Regions from separate parts of the Homo sapiens genome. Here region 1 is linked to region 2. The links are chromatin loops, found by intact Hi-C in ENCODE. Cell type or tissue: PC-9. All regions are shown on one strand. Links, peaks and the distances in the headings refer to the core of each region. The heading gives the core; the rest is flanking DNA.

Region 1 (2,908 bases), core at 102-2,601, 54 kb after region 2:
TAGACAATGTCTTTTTTTTATTTTTATTTTTATTTTTTGAGATAGAGTCTTGCTCTGTCGCCCAGGCTGGAGTGCAGTGGCACGAACTCGGCTCACTGCAACTTCTGACTTTTGGGTTCAAGCAATTCTCCTGCCTCAGCCTCCCAAGTAGCTGGGATTACAGATGTACACCACCACACCCAGCTAATTTTAGTATTTTTAGTAGAGAAGGGTTTTCGTCATGTTGTCCAGGCTGGTCTCAAACTCCTGACCTCAAGTGATCCACCTGCCTGGGACTCCCAAAGTGCTGGGATTACAGGCATGAGCCATGATGCCCGGCGACAGTGTAAAGTAAAGGCTGTGACACCATCCTGAACAAAGCTTCAAATATGGGATGTTTCTACCCTCTGGTTGTTGACACTGCTGCCTGCCTTACAAGTGGTTTTCAGTAACATTCACCAGGGCCATTTAGTTTTTTGAACATTGCTAATCACACTCTACTGGAATTCTTGTTTTTTGGAGTAACTGCCCTAGGTAAAACTATGCCTCCTGTCTTCCTGCAGGCATGAATAGCAACCACTGGCCACATAGTCAGAGTGGGAGGTCAAAGGAGTTGGGGGAGAATACACAGTTGATACAGACTTATTTAACATGATCTCACCATCGAGGTTTTTTATTTTTTTTGAGACGGAATCTCTCTCTGTTGCCCAGGCTGGAGTGCAGTGGCGCCGTCTTAGCTCACTGCAACCTCCACCTCCCAGGTTTGAGCGATTTTCCTGCCTCAGCCACCCGAGTAGCTGGGATTAGAGGCACCTGCCACCATGCCCGGCTAATGTTTTGTATTTTTAGTAGAGATGGGGTTTCACCATGTTAGCCAGGCTGGTCTCGAACTCCTGACCTCGTGGTGATCCGCCTGCCTCGGCCTCCCAAAGTGCTGGATTTACAGGCATGAGCCACCATGACTGGCCCAGCGTGGTGTTATTTAATTTAGACAGGACTTGGCTTTTCTAAGCAGTAGAATATAAGAACTGAGTTTCTGGCCTAAAAGTCTAGGAACCTTTCATTCTTATCCCTGATCAAGCCGGTGGTTGGGTGGGGGCAGGGTGGGACGGGGAGGACAAGATGACTGCCCTAAGGAGCTGTGGAGATAAATCTACCCGAACACTTGAGTTCACAGCTCAGACCAGGTAGCGGGCCACTCAGTACCTCCTGGTATAGGCGCCCTCGGGCTTACCTTTGGGCAGACAGGCTGAGCAGCGCCATCTGGTGGAGAACTCCAGGCAGGAGCTACAGGGCCTGGCTGTGGCTGAGCAGAGGGGATCAGAGGGATTGGCTGCCTGCAGCCTTCTGTTCCAGACACCCCTTTCACCAACCTCCTTGACACACACCCTCCTTGACACACACACCATCGAATAACTGCTTCTGGGAGAACCGGTTGGTTCTCCCTTACCAAATCTTACCTCCAGGAATGAAGCTAAGTTAGGGATGTGACACCACAGGACTGAATCATTAAAATTACTTTCATCAGCTGCTTTTTTAAACGTAGCTACTAGAAAGTTTTCAATTATATATGTGACTTGCATCATAATGAATTGCACTGGGGAGAGTTAGGCCAGCTGCACTCAGCTCAGCTCTTGCCTCTTATTGCGACTTTAACCAAGGTGCTTATTAACCCCTCTGCCTCCATGTCCTCAAGCTGTAAAATGAGGGTCTTCATATCACCCCACTGCACCAGTTTGATATGAGGGTTAAATGAGTTACAACACGTAAAGTGGTTAGAATGCCACTTAGCCTACAGTAAGAATCAATTAGTAACAGTTATTTTGCATAGTACTTAGACATTCAACAAATGCTTGTGCAAGCTAAGAACCTAGAATTGAGGTAGAGACCTGCACTACAGAATCTTCCGGCTGGAATGGCCCTGGAAGAAGATCTGGAATAGCCTCTTGCGGAAGAGCCAAGAACCCCAGCTTTAATCTGCACAACTGTAGCAAGTACCCTGAAATTCTGTTGCCACTTCTGGAGAAAGGACACTTAGGTTCCTTTGTGTTGTTTTTTTTTTTTCTCTTCATACTTTTTTCTTTTATAATGTTTTCTTTTGTTTTTAACTCCACATTTCCTAAGTGACCCCTAAGGCTCATTCTATCTCTAAGCTTGCAAAGGCATAAATTGAAGCTGGGATGAGGTACTTGGTGTGGGTTGGATAGGGTAAGGCAGGCAATTACTGAGGTATTAAGAAGGGATCAGAAGGCCTAAGTACTTTAACTGGAGAGATTCCTTCCCTGTTATCAAAAAAAGAAAAAGAAATGCTTGGGGTGGGCGCGGTGGCTCACGCCTGTAATCCCAGCACTTTGGGAGGCCGAGGCGGGTAGATCATGAGGTCAGGAGATCGAGACCATCCTGGCTAACGCGGTGAAACCCCGTCTCTACTAAAAATACAAAAAATTAGCCAGGAATGGTGGCAGGAGCCTGTAGTCCCAGCTACTCGGCAGGCTGAGGCAGGAGAATGGCGTGAACCCGGGAGGCGGAGCTTGCAGTGAGCCGAGATTGTGCCACTGCACTCCGGCCTGGGCAACAGAGCCAGACTTTTTAAAAAAAAAAAAAAGAAAAAGAAATGCTGTCTGTTGTCTGATGCCACATTCCCCAACACAGTAGGCCCATGTAGGCTCCCCACAGTCCTAACTTGAAGAAATTGGGAAAGGATGATATGGGTCATGCCTTCTCTCCCCCTCCCCTTTAAAATAATTTATCTGAATCAATAATTCAGGATTGGACTGAAGAGACCCAAGGGGAGGGGGTCCTGTTTGGTTCTATCCATGAAGTGGGCAGTGCGCAAGCCAGAGAAGGGAGATGGCTGCTGATGGTGACTTTGGCAAGACTGCCTGGGGAAGGAAGAATTTTCTATATCTAGTTCTCTCCCGTGACCATA
Region 2 (2,908 bases), core at 67-2,566:
TCTTCCCCAGGACCCTAGGGAAGCATGACTAAGTATTAGTACAAGTCCTATATTATAGTAAGAAAGCAGAGTCTCAGAGGAGTGAAGCCACTAGCCAAAGGTCACACAGCAAGTTGAAGGCAGAGCTAGGATTTGAACACAGGTGGCCCGACTATGCAGCCCGGACTCATAATCATGGCACTGCTTTCATTTCTGCCCCTGTAAAATGGGAAAGAACCCCTGCCCTTCTGATTTCCCGAGGGATGTGGCCAGGCTCACAGAAGGAGGGAGCTGACATCAAGCTAATAGTTTTCCTACTTGGATACTCTGGGTACACTATAGCATTAACTCCTCCAATAACTCAGGGAGGTAGATAATGGGTATACATACACTCTCCATGACCTCCAACTTCATTGTTCTCTCCCTCCTGCAGGCCTTTGGAGTGACCTTCAGTATTACCCATTCCAGGCTGAGAGGAGTCATTTTCAATTTTCACTCCCCCTTCCCATCTCCACTTGCTCAGGAGGACTGGGGAATGGAGGCTGCAGGTGCCAGCCCTCCAAGGGCCTAAAACTCCTCTCCAGCCTATAGGAGTACATAGTAGGGGGAGAAGGATCTCACCGAGCACTTGTGGGGCCGCTCCCCAGTGTGCACCAGGTGGTGCTTCTGCAGGTGGGCAAGTTGAGTGAAGCTCTTCTGGCACAAGGCACACTGGAATGGACGCTCTCCACTGTGCACACGCAGGTGGACCTGAGTCAGATGCGGGATAAATGCTGCCAACTGCCCAGCACCCCTAGCAGGGCCTGAGGTCCTCTCCAAATCTCTGCCCACTTCTCTCTCCCTCCCCGTCATCTCCCTCAGGGCCCATCATCCCCAGGATACTCTACTCTTTCTGCTGCCCTGTAGGGGAGATGGCAGTGGTCAGAAGGCCAGGGGTAAGAGGTACCCCAGGTATATTGTGGAACACTGCTATTCAAAATGTGGTTCACAGACCAGCAGTGCTGGTATCACACTTTGGGAGCATGTTAGAAATGCAGGTTCTCAAGTCCGGCCCCAGACCTGCTGAATCAAAAACTCTGGGAGGGCTGGGCACACTCTCGTGGCTGTAATCCCAGCATTTTGGGAGGCCGAGGAGGGAGGATCAATGGAGCCCAGGAGTTCAATACCAGCCTGAGAAACACATTGGGACCCCGTATGCACAAAAAATTTGAAAGTTAACGAGGAGTGGTGGTGTTTACCCTTCGTCCCAGCTACCGGGGAGGATGAAGTGGGAGAATCCCTTAAGCCCAGGAGTTTGAGACCAGCGTGGGCGACAGAATGAGACTCCATATGGAAAAAAAAAAAAAAAAAAAAGATAACTCTGGGGCTGGGAGCTACTCTGGAGGCTGAGGTGGGAGGATCACAAAAACTCTAGGAATCTGCATGTTTACTAGCTCTCCAGGTGGTCTGAGGCTCATGAAAGTTTAAGAACTCCTGCCCTGCAGGATCCAGCAGGGCTTCTCCCCATAACCACAATGTGCCTTCAACTTCAGAACTAGCCAGAGAGCGCACAGTTTCCGCCCTTTGCTAACGCACTGAGATGCGCTCCCTGGGCGCCCCCTGCTGGGCGATGCGGATGGTGAGGCCAATCGCATCGGCGGTCGCGCAGATTTGTGGGATCCCACTTGAAAAAGGTTGGTCATCGGACTGTGGTCTAGACTCACCAAAATCTACCCATTCCCTCATCTGACTGCCCAAAAAAATAAATAAGAAGCTTAACTTGGAGTCCAGAAAGGATGGTTGTCCAGGTAAGGGCTTTCTTTGCCCAGAGCAAATGTTGAGAGACTAAACCTAACACTACCGTTAAATCGGGGTAATCTTAGGCAAACGCTGCCCATTAAAAGCCTCAGTCTCCCCATTTTAACCTAAATGAGACGATCTCATAGGCAGTCCTCTAGGGTGGCGAGGACTTTGGTGGCCGTCTTATCCGATATCTCCACCCAAATGAACCATCCAAGGTCACTTGGCCCTAGAGGTTGCCCAGGAGTGCCTTCTAGCTTTGAGGTCCTTGCTTCTAGAAGCAGACTCGGGTGCATGGGGGGCCCTGAAGGATGTTGAGGGGAGAAGCAGAGCCCAGGAGGCAGATACCTTGAGATTGGAGAGCTGCCCAAAGCTCTTGCCACATATGTTGCACTCGTACAGGATTTTGCCATTCTTCTTTTTCAGCGGGTAAGGCAAGGCTGCGGTGCCTGTCTGGGAACTCAATGGGACCCGCTTTGCTGGAGATGCCATGCCACCACGCTCCAGGCCTGGGGAGTCGGTTGGGGCAGCTCCAGCACCTGGATTTCGGGCCTGGGAAGGCAGAGCTTGGCCAGAGGCTTGGAAGGCCCCTGGGTAGGGAAGCAGGGTCTCCCACCGAGCGCTGGGGTGCCCCAGCTCATTGACCATCATCAGCAGGCTAGGCATAGCCATGGTGGGGTAGGAGGGGTCTTGGGGCAGCATGAGGAGGTGGGGACATTGGTCAGAAGGTAGGGCCCCATAGGTGAACAGGTGGGGTGGAGGCAGGAGAAGTGGGTATCCAGGGTAGAAGGCGTGGAGGAGAAATGGGAGCTCCTTGGAGATGGAGTTGACAGGGGGACAGGGGCAGAAAGCCAAGGGGCTGGGGCTCTTTCTGTTCTGCAGCGGTGGTGGGGAAGAGCTGTTATGAGAGGAGAAGGCTGGGCAGGGGGCCCCCTCGCCAGCTCTTTCTGGCTGTTTTCCCAGCTTGTCCTTGTTCTGTGGGTACTTGACTGTGAATTTCTTGTCATCGGTGGAGCTGGCCTGCAGCCCTGGTGGCTCGTGCTCTAAGCAGGAAAAGGAAGGCGGTCAGATCCCCACAGTCTGGGGTGAAGTTCTGTCCGCCATCAAACCTGCCCTGCTCGGGGCTGAGAAAGACCTCCAGCCTGCGAGC

What was found. Hi-C counts contacts between places; a loop is a spot of excess contacts. Peaks named below come from ENCODE experiments on the same cell type or tissue, not always from the same donor. Only the 100,000 strongest peaks of a DNase experiment are listed, where the experiment ranks them.
Region 1: it touches region 2 in a loop (4-fold over the local background); 7 of 110 quality-filtered maps call a loop at or near these places.

What each region holds. Positions count from the first base shown.
Region 1 is chr1:26,415,973-26,418,880 of GRCh38, forward strand. The region is part of intron 2 of LIN28A (lin-28 RNA binding posttranscriptional regulator A); the gene reads left to right. Among named protein-coding and RNA genes, the nearest start is that of LIN28A, 6.6 kb to the left of the region's middle. RefSeq lists an enhancer at 2,568-2,908. In PC-9, for the core only: CTCF peaks have their summits at 1,266 (motif pointing left) and 1,466; a DNase peak (open chromatin) is centred at 1,389; H3K27ac peaks cover 876 bases.
Region 2 is chr1:26,362,426-26,365,333 of GRCh38, forward strand. It overlaps ZNF683 (zinc finger protein 683), which reads right to left. Exons shown (of 6, transcript NM_001114759.3): 4 at 2,107-2,801; 5 at 601-729. Among named protein-coding and RNA genes, the nearest start is that of ZNF683, 8.9 kb to the right of the region's middle. RefSeq lists enhancers at 1,610-1,679, 1,815-2,316, 2,317-2,816. In PC-9, for the core only: CTCF peaks have their summits at 1,567 (motif pointing left) and 1,776; no DNase peak of the experiment used is centred there.